Regions from separate parts of the Homo sapiens genome. Here region 2 is linked to region 1. Evidence: read pairs that join two places in POLR2A ChIA-PET (ENCODE). Cell type or tissue: IMR-90. All regions are shown on one strand.

Evidence for each region. ChIA-PET counts read pairs that join two places held together with the same protein. Peaks named below come from ENCODE experiments on the same cell type or tissue, not always from the same donor. Only the 100,000 strongest peaks of a DNase experiment are listed, where the experiment ranks them.
Region 2: POLR2A ChIA-PET joins it to region 1 with 13 read pairs; 4 of 35 experiments call an interaction of 5 or more read pairs at or near these places.

Annotation. Positions count from the first base shown.
Region 1 is chr3:136,155,427-136,163,426 of GRCh38, reverse strand. All of the region lies in intron 1 of MSL2 (MSL complex subunit 2), which reads left to right. It also overlaps the pseudogene CRIPTOP6. Among named protein-coding and RNA genes, the nearest start is that of MSL2, 37 kb to the left of the region's middle. RefSeq lists an enhancer at 5,575-6,074. In IMR-90, no CTCF peak of the experiment used is centred here; no DNase peak of the experiment used is centred here.
Region 2 is chr3:136,263,147-136,271,146 of GRCh38, reverse strand. All of the region lies in intron 5 of PCCB (propionyl-CoA carboxylase subunit beta), which reads right to left. Among named protein-coding and RNA genes, the nearest start is that of PCCB, 17 kb to the right of the region's middle. In IMR-90, no CTCF peak of the experiment used is centred here; a DNase peak (open chromatin) is centred at 4,466; H3K27ac peaks cover 237 bases.

The sequences.
Region 1 (8,000 bases):
GCTGGGGTTCTTTGTTTCCAGGCCTCTTCAGTGGATAGTGCTAGGAAATACACACACACATAGTGCTAGGAAATACACATTTAAGATTAAAACATGAGTTCATAGTGTTAAGTCCAGTTGAAATTCATTTTAGGGCTACAGGATTTATATTTATATTTATATTTATTTGAGACGGAGTCTCGCTCTGTTGCCCAGGTTGGAGTGCAATGGTGCGATCTCAGCACACTGCATCCTCCACCTCCTGGGTTCAAACAGTTCTCCTGCCGTAGCCTTCCGAGTAGCTGGGATTACAGGCGCCCACCACCATGCCCAGCTAATATGTTGTATTTTTAGTAGAGACGGGGTTTCACCATGTTCACCAGGCTAGTCTTGAACTCCAGGTCTACAGGATTTTTAATGTAACCTTTTCTCTCTTAACAACTTTCCTCCTCCTCCCTACTGAAAAAAAAAAAAAAAATCCAAGTCCTCAAGGCATTAACATTGACTTTTTATCCCACGGTATGCACTAACACTTTTGTAATTATTATCAACACTGCCGCCAACAGTGTGGTTACTGAAAATAAGAAAAATGAGGATTGCAAGGATTGAGCCAATTTTCTGTGTTATAGTCATTCGAAATAGTTACTCTTTGGATTGTTATACCACCAATTTGATATAAAATTATGGTTACTTTATTTTGGTTTTCAGAGATTTCATGTAACATTTTGGTTTTGTTACACTATTATATAAAATATTTACATGGTTTGAAAGTAAAATCTATAAGACAGATTAAACTCAGAGCAGTGTTTTCCTATTTCACTTTGTTCTGTCTCTCCCTCCTAATTGGTAGCCCTTTTATTTTGTTTTTGAGACAGGTGCAGGCTCTGTTGCCCAGGCTGGACCGCAGTGGCGCAATCTCGGCTCACTGCAACCTCTGGCCCAGGCTCAAGCCATCGTCTCATCTTAGCCTCTTGAGTAGCTGGGACTAAGGTGCGTGCCAGCGTCCATGGCTAATTTTTTTTATTTTTTGTAGAGATGGGGTTTTGCCATATTGCCCAGGCTGGTTTCTAACTCCTGAGATAAGTGATCTGCCTACGCTGGCCTCTCAAACTGCTGGGATTACAGGTGTGAGCCACCACACCTGGCCTGGTAGCCCTCTTTTTTTTTTTTTTTTAAAAACCTTATGGTTTATCTTTTCAAATGCATATATAGGGCCAGGTGTTGTGGCTCATGCCTGTAATCCCAGCACTTTGGGAGGCTGAGGTGTGTGGATCACGAGGTCAGGAGTTCGAGACCAGCCTGACCAACATGGTGAGACCCCGTCTCTACTAAAAATAAAAAATTAACCAGGCGTGGTGGCGGGCACCTGTAAATCCCAGCTACTCGGGAGACTGAGGCAGGAGAATTGCTTGAACCCAGGAGGCAGAGGTTGTAGTGAGCCGAGATCACGCCACTGTGCTCTAGCCTGGGCGACAGAGAAAGACTCCGTCTTGAGAAAAAAAAAATGCATATATATGTATTTTTTTCCCTTCCTATCCCTTGTGTCCTTCCTTAGATGAAGCTAAGGACACTCTTTAAGGGATCCTTGCATTGGCATTAGGTAGAAGGTTGGATTCTGTAACTATTGGTGCCTTGTCTTAAAGTGTTATTTTTAAATTTTAGAGTTGTGTAACCATCACCACTATCTGATTTTAGAACACTTTCATCCCCCTAAAAGGTTCCATTGTGCCCATTTACTGTTAATGACTGCTCCACTCTCAGCCCTAGGCAACCACTGTTTTTCTGCTTTCCTATCATTTCTGGGCATTTTATATAAATGGAATTATGCAATAATGTACTCTTGTATCTGCTTCTTTCACTTAGCAAATGTTTTGGAAGTTCATCCATGTTGTGGCATGTACCAATACTTTATTCCTTTAAATTGCTGAACTCCATTGCATGAATATACATTTTGTTTATCTACTCACCAATTAATGGACATTTGGATTGTGTCTAATTTTTGGCCATTAGGAATCATGCTGCTGTGCACATTCACATACGTTTTTCTGTGTGGATATGTTTTTATTTCTCTTTAGGTAGGTTCCTAGGAGTAGAATTTTGCTGGTTTCTATGGTAAATTTGTGTCTTAACTTTTTAAGAAACTACCAAACTGTATTTCAGTGTGATTGTTGTACCTGTTTTACATTTTACGAGCAGTATATAAGGGTTCCAGTTTCTTCACATCTTTGCCAACTTTTGGCATTGTTGTTTTGAATTTAGCCATTCTAATGGGTGGGCAGTAGTGTGCCACAGTTTTACTTTGACTAATAATATTGAGCATATTTTCATGTGCTTATGGTCATTCATTTTACTTTATTTTTTGAGATGGAACCTTTGCTCTGTCGTCAGGCTGGAGTGCAGTGGCGCTCTCTTGGCTCACTGCAACCTCCGCCTCCCGGGTTCAAGTGATTCCCCTGCCTCAGCCTCCCGAGTAGCTGGGATTACAGGCATGCACCACCATGCCTGGCTAATTTTTTGTATTTTAGTAGAGATGGGGTTTCACCGTGTCGGCCAGGATCGTCTCGATCTCCTGACCTCGTGATCTGCCCATCTTGTCCTCCTAAAGTGCTGGGATTACTGGTGTGAGCCACTGTGCCCGGCTGGTCATTCATATATTTTCTTTGGTGAAATGTTTATTCAGATTTTTGCTTTTAAAATTATATTGTCATTTTACCGATTTGAATTTTTTTTTTTTTAATTGAGATGGAGGCTTGCTGTGTCTCCCAGGCTGGAGTGCAATGGCATGGTCTCGGCTCGCTGCACCTCCGCCTCCTGAGTTCAAGCGATTCTCCTGCCTCAGCCTCCTGAGTAGCTGGGACTACAGGTGCATGCCACCACAGCCAGCTAATTTTTGTATTTTTAGTGGAGATGGGGTTTTACTGTGTTGGCCAGGCTGGTCTCGAACTCCTGAACTGCCCGCCTCGGCCTTCCGAAGTGCTGGGAGTGAGCCCCCACGCCTGGCTTGCATTGTTTTTTTTTTTTTAATTGTGATTTGCAAATATTTTCTCTCAGTCTGTGGTTTATTTTTGATCTCCCTCCCTCCCTCCCTCCCTCCCTCCCTCCCTCCCTCCTTCCTTCCCTCCTTCCCTCCCTCCCTCCTTCCTTCCCTCTTTTTTTTTTTTTTTTTTTTTTTGAGACAGAGTCTTTCTCTGTCGCCCAAGCTGGAGTGCATTGGCACCATCTTGGCTCACTGCAACCTCTGCTTCTCAGATTCAAGCAATTCTCCTGCCCCAGACTCCTGAGTAGCTGGGACTACAGGCGTGTGCCATCACGCCTAGCTAATTTTATTTTATATTTTTAGTAGAGACAGGGTTTTGCCACATTGGCCAGGCTGGTCTTGAACTCCTGACCTCACGTGATCTGCCCACCTTAGCCTCCCAAAGTGCTGGGATTACAGGTGTGAACCACCTCGCCTGACCATTTTTTCATTTTCTTAATGGTGTCTTTTGTTGAAGCACAGTAAGTTTTTAATTTTGAGAAAATCCATTTAACTATTTTTTTTTCCTTTTTGTGAATTGTGCATTTGATGTCACGTATAAGAACACTTTGGCCAATAGAAAGTTACAAAGATTTTCTTCTCCGTTTTCTTCTAGAATTTCTATATTTTAGCTCTTACATTTAGGTTTGTGATCATTTTAATTTTTGTGTATGTTGTGAGGTAAGGGTATAAGTTTGTTTTTTTCCTTTTGGCATTTGGATATCAAATTGTTTCACATGGTATGTTGAAAATACTCTCCTTGGCCAGGCGTGGTGGCTCACGCCTGTAATCGCAGCACTTTGGGAGGCCGAGGCGGGCGGATCACGAGGCCAGGAGATCAAGACCATCCTGGCTAACACGGTGAAACCTCGTCTCTACTAAAAATGCAAAAAAAAAAAAAATAGCTGGGCGTGGTGGCGGGCGCCTGTAGTCCCAGCTACTCGGGAGGCTGAGGCAGGAGAACGGTGTGAACCCGAGAGGCGGAGCTTGCAGTGAGCCGAGATGGCACCACTGCACTCCAGCCTGGGCGACAGAGCGAGAATCCGTCTCAAAAAAAAAAAAAAAAAAAAAAAAAAAGAAAGTACTCTCCTTTCCCCATTGAATCATCTGGATACCCTGTCGCACAAATTGGTTGACCATAAATGTAATAATTTGTTTCTGGACTCTGAATTCTGTTCCACTGATGCATGTGTCTATACTTTTGTCATTACCACACTGTCTTGATTACTATGGCTTTATAGTAAAATTTGGAATTTGGTAGTGTAAGTCCTGTAATTTTGTTGTTTTTCAAAGTTGTTTTGCCTGTCCTCTGTGATTCCATATGAATTTTAGGATCAGCCTGTCAATTTCTTTAAGAAAAAAAGCTGCCTGGGATTAAAGATTGCATTGAACTTACAGACACATCAATTTTGGGGAAAACTGCCATCTTGACAATATATTGGTAGTCTTCTAATCCATGAACATGTCTGTTTAGATACTCTTTAATTTCTTTCAGCTGTGTTTTGTAGTGCTGAGTGTAGAAGTCTTTGTTAAAGTTTTTCTAAATATTTTAAGTATATTCTTGATGCTATTGTGAATGGAATTTTAAAAAATTAGTTTGTTCATTCCTAGCATATAGAAATGGAAAATGCAGTGGACTTTTGTATATATTGTTTGTGCTATGACCTTGCTAAATTTGCTTATTGGTACTAGTAGTTTGCGTGTGTGCGTTTTTTGAGATTTTCTGTAAGCAGAATTGTGTAATCCATTACTAAAACAATTTTACTTGTTTCTTTTTAGTCTTGATGCCTTTTTTTTTCTTTTCCTTTTGAACCTTACTGCACCAGCTAGAACAAGTACAATTTTGAAAAGAAGTGGCAACAGCAGGCATCCTTTCCTTGTTCCTGATCTTTGGAAGGAAAGCGTTGTGTTTTACCTTTAAGTAAAGTTGGCTTTAGATTTTTTGGTGCCCACCACCATCAAGTTAAAGAAGTTCAATTTCTCGTTTGTGAATTTGTGTGTGTGTGTGAATAGGTATTGTATTATATGTTGTGGAATTCTCTTGAATGTTTTGTTATGGATTTTGTCATGTTTATGGGAGATTTTGGTTTGTATTTTCTTTTTTTTTTTTTTAATTTTAATTTTTTTGAGATGATTTAGTTGCCCAGGCTGGAGTGCAGTGGCATGATCTCGGCTCACCGCAGCCTCCGCCTCCTGGATTGAAGCGATTCTCCTGCCTCAGCCTCCTGAGTAGCTGGGATTACAGGCATGCGCCACCACGCCCGGCTAATTTTTGCATTTTTAGTAGAGATGGGGTTTCTCCATGTTGGTCAGGCTGGTCTCGAACTCCCCACTTCAGGTGATCCGCCCACCTTGGCCTCCCAAAGTGTTGGGATTACAGGCGTGAGCCACTGCTCCCGGCGGTTTGTATTTTCTTTTGTCTGGTGGCCTTGTTTTCTTTCATAGTAGTTACTGGCCTTTAAATATGAGTTGGGAAGTGTTTTCTCCTCCTCTATGTTTGGGTGTTATTCCTTTTTAATTATTTGTTAGAATTTACCAGTGAAGGCATTTAGCCCTGGAGTCTTCTTTTGAGGAAAATCTTCAGTGGCTATTTAAAACTTTTATTACAGGTCTATTCAGTTTTAAAACTTTTTCTCCAGTGAATTTTGGTCATTTGTGTCTTTAGAGAAATGTATCCATTTCATCGAAGTAGTCTAAAATTGTTGGCATAAAGTTGTTCATAGGGCTTCCTTAATTCTTCACATTTTGTAGGGCACTAGTGATACTCTGACTCCTTTCATTTCTAATTTTGGTAATTTGTATTCTTGTTTTCTTTGATCTTTTAAAACAACCAACTTTTGGTGTTATTTATTTTTCTCTTTGGTTTTTCTGCTTTCTCTTGTATTGGTTTCTGCCCTAATCTGTATTCATTTATTTATTTTCGTTTTTTTGAGTTGGAGTCTGGCTCTGTCGCCCAGGCTGGAGTTGAGTGGCACTATCTTGGCTCACTGCAACCTCTCCTCCCAGGTTCAAGCAGTTCTCCTGCCTCAGTCTCTGAGTAGCTGGGATTACAGGTGTTCACCACCCTTGGATAATTTTTGTATTTTTAGTAGAGACAGGGTTTTACCATATTGGCCAGGCTGGTGTCGAACTCCTGACCTCAGGTGATTGGCCCGCCTTCCTGACCTCAGGTGATCGGCCCGCCTTCCTGACCTCAGGTGATCGGCCCGCCTTCCTGACCTCAGGTGATCAGCCCACCTTGGCCTCCCAAAGTGATGAGATTACAGGTGTGAGCCACTGTGGCCTGCTCTAATCTTCATTATTTGCTTTAACCTGATTAGTTTGGGATTCCTATTAAGGTGAAAGAAAGCTTTGGTTATTGACTTGAGACTTTGCTTTTTTATTTTTTATATTTTCTATTTTTACTGTGCATACACATATATACAGTGTGTTTTAAAAATGGGCTTTACAATATGTAGTTTTATCACTCGGTTTACAACTAAATATATTGTGAACATTTTCTCTTCTTCAACAGTTAAAAGGATTGCATAGCTTGGAGGAAACATAATTTATTTATTTATTTAGTTTGTTTGCTTTTGAGATGGAGTCTGGCTCTGTCGCCCAGGCTGGAGTGCAGTGGCGCCATCTTGGCTCACTGCAAGCTCCGCCTCCTGGGTTCACGCTATTCTCCTGCCTCAGCCTCCCGAGTAGCTGGGACTACAGGCGGCTGCCACCACGCCCGGCTAATTTTTTGTATTGATGGGGTTTCACCGTGTTAGCCAGGATGGTCTCAATCTCCTGACCTCGTGATCCGCCTGCCTTGGCCTCCCAAGGTGCTGGATTACAGGCGTGAGCCACTGTGCCCGGCCAGAAACATAATTTATTAAGCCATCTTGTTGGGGATATTGAGGCATAATTTTTTTTCTAAGGAGACTTCATTCTTTTTACAATGCTTTTGGGAAAAAAGGGGGAGCCCTTGTCTTATATAGCTTTCTGTAGATGATGGAAACTTGCCTTTCCATTTAGCCTTTTAACTTGCTTCTCTACACCCACCTAATCACCAGTCAAGTAACCCATTTTATGTTTTCCAACCTCCCTCTCCCATTTGCTTCCCATTTCCTTCCACATGCAGACGGACTTCCATTACTTCAGCACTCTGGTTCCTCCCCTTAAAGAGGCTTTTTTTCCTTTTAGAGACTACTTTGATTTTGATCAGCTGTACTCAAAACTGTATCCTAAGTTTCGCATTAGGATTAATCTTTAATAATCTGAAGATATAATTCAGTTGTTTAAAAGAACATATTAAGAAGACCTTGGTAGAATTACATGTATCAAGAAATACTGGACTCCAGCACAGTGGAGATATAGCTGATTTCCTTTTGAAAAAGGTAGTTTTTTGGGGGAGGGCAGGGCAGAGAGGTAAGAAGTAGTTGGTACTATAAGGAAATGTTAGAGACCATTATGGAAATGTATTCATTATTTTAAAGCATAAGAGTGGTACATGCAGACAGTAGTAGTTCTGGAGTATTGGAAACCATGAGGTGCTCATCCATCACAAGGCCATCACAGCCAGGTAGAAATGCCTGAGGAAAGCAGCGGAGCTGGCCATGCCAGCATTTACACATAGAACAGTTCTTGGGCAGCCGGGTGTCACGGGGCACAGACCCACAGTTCTCTTTGCATACGTACATGGTGCTCACAATTCCGTCTGTAGAAGGAGGGGAAGCAGGCACAAAAGGACCCCAGCATACAAGTTCCCCCCATTCAGGCAGCAGGTTTTGTTTAGCTCGTTACTGTCCTGTATCCCCATGGGCGGCACAGGTTGGGAAGGCTGAGGATGAAAAGCAGGCTCCTCTTGGGGTTGAATGCTGTCATCTCTGAAGGCCAGGTCTCCCTGAGATGGACACCCCTTTCTTTTTTTAAATTTATTTATTTATTTTTTTGAGGTGGAGTTTTGCTCTTATTGCCCAGGCTTGGAGTGCAATGAATGGCACGATCTCCGCTCACTGCAACCTCTGCCTCCCAG
Region 2 (8,000 bases), 110 kb before region 1:
AAAAATAAATGGGACCTAATTAAACTAAAAAGCTTCTGCACAGCAAAAGAAGTAATCAGCAAAGAGCCAACTCACAGAGCTGGAGAAAATATTTGCAAACTATGCACCTGACAAAGGACCAGTATGCAGAATCTACAAGGAACTCAAATCAGCAAGAAAAAATAATCCCATCAAAAAGTAGGCAAAGGACATGAATAGACATTTCTCAAAAGAAGATATACAAATGGCCAACAAACATGAAACAAAATGCTCACATCACTATCAGGAAAATGCAAATGAAAACCACAATGAGATACCACCTTACTCCTACAAAAACGGCCATAATTAAAAAGTCAAAAAACAGCCGGGCGCAGGGGCTCATGCCTGTAATCCCAGTAATTTGGGAGGCCAAGGCAGGTGGATCACCTGAGGCCAGGAGTTTGAGACCAGCCTGACCAATATGGTGAAACCCTGTCTCTACTACAAATACAAAAATTAGATGGGTGTAGTGGCGTGTGCCTGTAGTCCCAGCTACTCGGGAGGCTGAGACAGGAGAACTGCTTTAACCCACAAGGTGGAGACTGCAGTGAGCCGAGATCGCGCCATTGTACTCCAGCCTGAGAAACAGAGCAAGACTCTGCCTACAGCGGGAAAAAAAAAAATGTCAAAAAACAACAGATGTGGCCGGGCACTTCATGTAACTTGTGTGAGTGTTCTGTCTTACTGAAATCAGAAAAGTTCATAACCAGTGCATAGGGAACCTACCTCACAGAGGCAACCCTTCCAACTCATTCTATGAGGTGAGAATTACTGTAATACCAAAACCAAAAGAAAAAATCACAAGGTAACTGTAGGTCAATGTTTCTTACTAATATTGATTCAAAAGTACTCAAGGAAATACTGGCAGAGCCCAGCACCTTCCAAAAAAGGATGATATACCATGACCAAGTAGGATTTATCACAGAAATACAAGGTTGGTTTAACATTCTAAAAACCAGTAATGTTACATACCATATCATTAGAATAAAGAACAAAAAACACATGATTATCTCACAGATGCAGAAAAAAGCATTTGACAATATTAAATACCCTTCATGATAAAAACACTCAAAAAATTAGAAGTAGAAAGGAACTTCCTCAACCTTCAAGAGAATGTCCAAAAAAAAAAAAAAAACACACACCAGTTAACATCATGCTTAATGGTGAAGAATGAATGCTTTCTCCTTAAGATTAGGAACAAGACAAGGATGTCCACTCTTATTTTTTTTTTTTTTTTTTTTTTGAGACAGAGTCTCACTCTGTCACCCAGGCTGGAGTGCAGTAGCACGATCTCGGCTCACTACAGGCTCCGCCTCCCGGGTTCACGGCATTCTCCTGCCTCAGCCTCCCGAGTAGCTGGGACTACAGGCACCCGCCACCACACCCGGCTAATTTTTTTGTATTTTTAGTAAAGACAGGGTTTCACCGTGTTAGCCAGGATGGTCTCTATCTCCTGACCTCGTGATATGCCCACCTCGGCCTCCCAAAGTGCTGGGATCACAGGCGTGAGCCACCGCACCCGGCCAAGGATGTCCACTCTTACCACTTCTACTTAACACTGTACTACAGGTTCTAAGCAGAGCAATTAGCAAGAAAAAGAAATAAAAGGCATCCAGATTAGAAAGGAATAAGTAAAACTGCCTCTATTTGCAGAAGACATGATTGTGTATATAGAAAATCCAAAGAAATACACACATACACACACACCCCCTATTCAAGCTAATACACAACCTCAGCAAAGCAGTATACAAGATCAACATATGAAAATCAATTGTATCTCTATACATTTGCAAAGAATCCAAATAGGAAATTAACAAGATAATTCCATTCTAAATAGCATCACAAAGAGTAAAATATTTTGTTTTGTTTTGAGACGGAGTCTTGCTCTGTCACCCAGGCTGGAGTCTGCAACCTCCGCCTCCTGGATTCAAGCGATTCTCCTGCCTCAGCCTTCTGAGTAGCTGGGATTACAGGCATGCACCACAACACCTGGCTAATTTTTGTATTTTTAGTAGAGACAGGGTTTCACTATGTTAGCCAGGCTAGTCTCGAACTTGTGACCTCAGGTGATCCCCCTGCCTTGGCCTCCCCAAGTGCTAGGATTACAGGCGTGAGCCACTGCACCTGGCCAGAGTGAAATATTTTAGGTATAAGTTTAACAAAAGAAGTGCAAGACAGGTATGCTGCAAATTACAAAATATTGCTGAGACAAAGTATAGAGCTACATAAACAGAGAAACATTCCATCTACGTGGAGTGGAAGACTCAATATGTTAGGATGTAAATTCTCACCAAATTCATCTACAGACTCAATGCAGTTCCTATCAAATCTCAGCAGGCATTTTTGTAGAGTTAAGAGCTGATCGGGCTGGGTGCGGTGGCTCACGCTTGTAATCCCAGCATTTTCAGAGGCCGAGGCGGGTGGATCACCTGAGATCAGGTGTTCAAGACCAGCCTGACTAACATGGTGAAACCCTATCTCCACTAAAAATACAAAAATTAGCTAGGTGTGCTGGCACGTGACTGTAATCCCAGCTACTCGGGAGGCTGAGGCAGGAGAATCGCTTGAACCCAGGAGGTGGAGGTTGCAGTGAGCTGAGATCATGCCACTGTGCTCCAGCCTGGGCTACAAAGCGAGACTACATCTAAAAAAAAAAAAAAAAACCAAGTTGGAGGATTTTACACAACTTCAAAACTCCTATAAACTACAGTAATCAAGACAGTGTGGTTCTATTTTAAGGACAGACATAGAACAATGGAAGAACTGAGAGTTCAGAAACAAACCCTTACATTTATGATCAACTGATATTTTTATCAATGTGTCAAGACAATTCAATGGGGAAAGAATAGTTATGTCAATTAATGGTGGGAGACAAGAGTGATGTTAGACTCTTCTGTCACACCATATACAAAAATTAACTCAAAATGGATCACAGACCTACTATAAGAAAGCTGGCTGGGCTCTCTTATATGTACTTGTGTATGTAGATATATATATATATATATACATATATATATATATATATATATATATATATATATCTACACACACACACACACACACGCACACACACACACACTAGCCAGGTTTGGTGGCAGGCACCCATAATCCCTGAGATAGCGCCATTGCACTCCATCCTGGGCGACAAGAGTGAAACTCCATCTCAAAAAAAAAAAAAAAAAAAGAGCCAAACCTACAAAAAAAACTCCATGAAGAAAACAAAATCTTCATGACTTTGTATTACAAGTTTTTACATATGACAATAGAAGCATGACCCACAAAAGAAAACTTGATAAACTGGACTTCAAAATTAAAAACTTCTCCACCTCAAAAGCCACCAGAGGCTGGGCACATCGGCTCATGCCAGTAACACCAGCACTCTAGGAAGCCGAGGTAGGAGGACAGTTTAAGTCCAGAAGTTTGAGAACAGCCTGGGCAACATAGTGGGACCCTCACCTCTACAAATAATGAAAAAAAATTGCCAGATGTGGTAGCATGTGCCTGTGGTCTCAGCTACTCAGGAGGATGAGGCAGGAGGACTGCCTGACCCCGGGAAGTCCAGGCTGCAGTGAGCCATGATTACACCACTACACTTCAGCCTGGGTGACAGAGTGAGACCCTAGCTCAAAAAAAAAGCCACCACAGGCTTGGGGCAGTGGCTTGTAATCCCTGCACTTCGGGATGCCGAGGCAGATCGCTTGAGACCAGGAGTTCAAGACCAGGCTGGGCAATGTAGTAAGACCCCATCTCTACACACAAAAGAAATTTTTCAAAAATTAGCTGGGTGTACTAGTGTGTGCCTATAGTCCTAGCTACTCCGTAGGCTAAGGCAGGAGGATTGCTTGAGCCCAGAGTTCAAGGCTGCAGTGAGCTGTGATTGCACTAACGCACTCTAGCCCAGGCAACAGAGCAAGACCCTGTCTCTAAAAAATAAAATAAAAATAGGCTGAGTGTGCTGGCTCACGCCTGTAACCCCAGCACTTTTAGAGGCCAAGGGAGGCAGATCACCTGAGCTCAGGAGTTCAAGACCAGCCTGGGCAACATGGTGAAACCCTATCTCTACTAAAAATACAAAGAAATTAGCTGGACGTGGTGGCATGCACCTGTAATCCCAGCTACTTGGGTGACTGAGGCACGAGAATCACTTGAACCCAGGAAGTGGAGGTTGCAGTGAGCTAAGATCACACCACTGAACTCCAGCCTGGAGGACAGGGTGAGGCTGTCTCAAAAAATAAAAAATAAAAATAAAAATAAAGCTACCACTAAGAAAGAAAAGACAAGCCACAGACTGGGAGAAAATACTTACAAATCATATATATGATAAAGGACTTGTATCCAGAATATATGAAGAACTCTTACAACTCAAAAACCCAATTACGAGATGGACAAAAGATCTGAATAGACATTTCAGCAAAGAAGGTTTACAAATGACTAATATGTACATAAAGATGCTCAACATGATTAGTCATCTGAGAAATGCAAACTAGAACTACAGTGAGATACCATTACACACCACTAAAATGGCTATAGTCAAAAAGACTGGACCAGGCACAGTGGCTCACGCCTGTAATTCCAACACTTTGGGAGGTTGAGGCAGGAGGATCGCTTGACCCCAGGAGGTCGAGGCTGCAGTGAGCTGTGATCATGCCACTGTACTCCAGCCTGAACAACAGAGTGAGACCCTGTCTCAAAAAAAGACTGGCTGGGTGCGGTGGCTCACGCCTGTAATCCCAGCACTTTGGGAGGCCAAGGCAGATGGATCGTTTGAAGTCAGGAGTTCAAGACCAGCCTGGCCAACATGGTGAAACCCTGTCTCCACTAAAAATACCAAAATTAGCCAGCCATGGTGGCACATGCCTGTAATCCCAGCTGCTCGGGAGGCAGAGGCAGGGCAATCACTTGAACCTGGGAGGCAGAGGTTACAGTGAGCCCAGACTGCACCATAGCACTCCAGCCTGGGCCACAGAGTGAGACTCCATCTCAAAAAAAAAAAAAAACCAAGGCTGGGCATGGTGGTGGCTCACACCTGTAATCCCAGCACTTTGGGAGGCTGAGGTGGGCAGATCACGAGGTCAGGAGATCGAGACCATCCTAGCTAACATGGTGAAACCCAGTCTCTACTAAAAATACAAAAAATTAGCCGGGCGTGATGGCAGGTGCCTGTAGTCCCAGCTACTCGGGAGGCTCAGGCAGGAGAATGGCGTGAACCCAGGAGGTGGAGCTTGCAGTGAGCCGAGATCGCACCACTGCACTCCAGCCTGGGCGACAGGGCAAGACTCTGTCTCAAAAAAAAAAAAACAAAAAAAGACTGACAATACCAAGTATCAACAAAGATATGGAGAACCTGCAACCCTGAACACATTGCTCATGGTAATGTAAATGGTTTAGTTGTTTTGGAAAACCATCTGGCAATTTCTTAAAAAGTTATAAACAAGCTTATCATAAAACCTACAATCCCACTCTTAGGTACCTATCTATCCAAGGGTTATGAAAACATATATCCACACAAAGTAATACACAAATGTTCACAGTAGCATTTACTCATGATAGCCAGGAACCAGAAACAATCCAAATATCCTTCAACTGGTAAATGATGAAAATACATAAAATATTCAATAGATATTATTCACCAATAAAAAGGAACAAACTGATACATATTACAATATAAATGAACCTCAAAAAACATGGTGCTTAGTGAAAGGAGTCAGATGGAAAAATTTGTAAAATAAGAAAGTTGGGTGAGGAATTGACTGTGGTTAGGTGGGAACTGACTGCAAACAGGCAAGAAGGTATTTTTGGAGTGAGTGGCAGGTTTGAAAACTAGATTATGGCTGTACAACTCTAAAAATTAATTTAAAATTACTGAATTATATTTTCACAATGGGTGGATTTTATGGTTTGTAAATTATATCTCAATAAAGCTACTTTTCTTTTTTGAGATGGAGTCTCGCTCTGTCACCCAGGCTGGAGTGCAGTGGCATGATCTCAGTTCACTGCAACCTCCACCTCTCAGGTTCGAGCAATTCCCTGCCTCAGCCTCCCGAGTAGCTGGGATTACAGGCGCTCGCCATCACGCCCGCCTAATTTTTGTATTTTTAGTAGAGACAGGGTTTCACCATCTTGGCCAGGCTGGTCTTGAACTCCTGACCTAGTGATCCACCCACCTCGGCCTCCCAAAGTGCTGGGATCACAGGCATGAGCCACCGTGCCCGGCCCTATTAAGCATTAAGCTCTTTTTTTTTTTTTTTTTTTTTGAGACGGAGTCTTGCTCTGTCGCCCAGGCTAGAGCGCGGTGGCGCAATCTTGGCTGACTGCAAGCTCTGCCTCCCGGGTTCATGCCGTTCTCCTGCCTCAGCCTCCCAAGTAGCTGGGACTACAGGCGCCCGCCACCACACCTGGCTAATTTTTTGTTTTTTTTTAGTAGAGATGGGGTTTCACCGTGTTAGCCAGGACGGTCTTGATCTCCTGACCTCGTGATCCACCTGCCTCGGCCTCCCAAAGTGCTGGGATCATAGGTGTGAGCCACCACACCTGGCCAAAGCTATTTTTTAAAATATCAAGATCATGGAGAACAAAGACAGGAACTGCTCCAGATCAAAAAAGATTAAAAAGAGATAACATCTAAAGTCAATGCTTTATTCTGGATTGGATCCTGGCCAGGAGGAACATATATATATATACATATATACACACACACATATATATGAGAGACAGAGACAGAAAGAGCGAGAGCGCGCACATAGAAAGTGCACACATGCCCAGAGCACACACTATAAAGGACTTAAGTCCTGAATAAGGATAATGAATTAGAATAACATCGATGAATCGATGTTAAATTTCCTGATTTTTATTACTGTATTCTGGTTATTTAAGAGAATATCTTTATTCTTTAGAAATACCCAATGAAGAACTTAGGAGGTAAAGAAGACATAGTATCTCCAATTTATTCTCAAATATTTCAGAAAAATGTAACATGCAAATATGTATATATGGAGAGAGAATAACAGAACAAATGGAGAAAATGTAAACAACTGGTGAATCTGGGAAAAGGACATATAGGAGTTCCCATACTATTCTTGTCATTTTTCTGTGAAGTTTGAATTTTTTTTTTTTTTTTGAGACAGAGTCTTGCTCTGTCACCCAGGTTGGAGTGCAATGGCACAATCTTGGCTCACTGTAACCTCTGTCTCCCAGGTTCAAGCAGTTGTCCCACCTCAGCCTCCTGAGTAGTTGGGATTACAGGCATGTGCCACCATGCCCAGCTAATTTTTGTATTTTTAATAGAGACAGGATTTCACCATGTTGGCCAGGCTGGTCTTGAACTCCTGACGTCAAGAGATCTACCTGCCTTGGCCTCCCAAAGTGCTGAGACTGCAGGTGTGAGCCACCGTGCCCAGGCTGAAGTTTGAAATTTTATCAAAATAAAAAGTTACCAAAAAATAACACAGGCAGGAATAAGTGAGTGGAGGTATCAATATGACAAGCAGCATTAGTAAGCAATTAATTAAGCAATGAAGATCTGAAAGTAAAGACTAGCCCTTGAAAACAAAAATTAAAAGCCAGGCGTGGTGACTCACTCCTGTAATCCCAGCACTTTGGGAGGCAAACGCAGGCCAATCGCTTGAGTCCAGAAGTTCAAGATAAGCCTGCGCAGCATGGCAAAACCCCGCCTCTATAAAAAAAATACAAAAAAAAATTCACCGGATGTGGTGGTGCATGCCTGTGGTGCCAGCTATTCAGGAGACTGAGGTGGGATGATCGCTTGAGCCCAGGAGGCTGAGGTTGCAGTGAGCAGAGATCATGCCACTGCATTCCAGCCTGGCCAACCAAGACACTGTCTCTAAATAAATAAATATTAAAAAAAAAAAAAAAAACCAGCTGGGCGCGGTGGCTCACACCTGTAATCCCAGCACTTTAGGAGGCCGAGGTGGGCGGATCACAAGGTCAGGAGTTCGAGACCAACCTGGCTAATATGGTGAAAC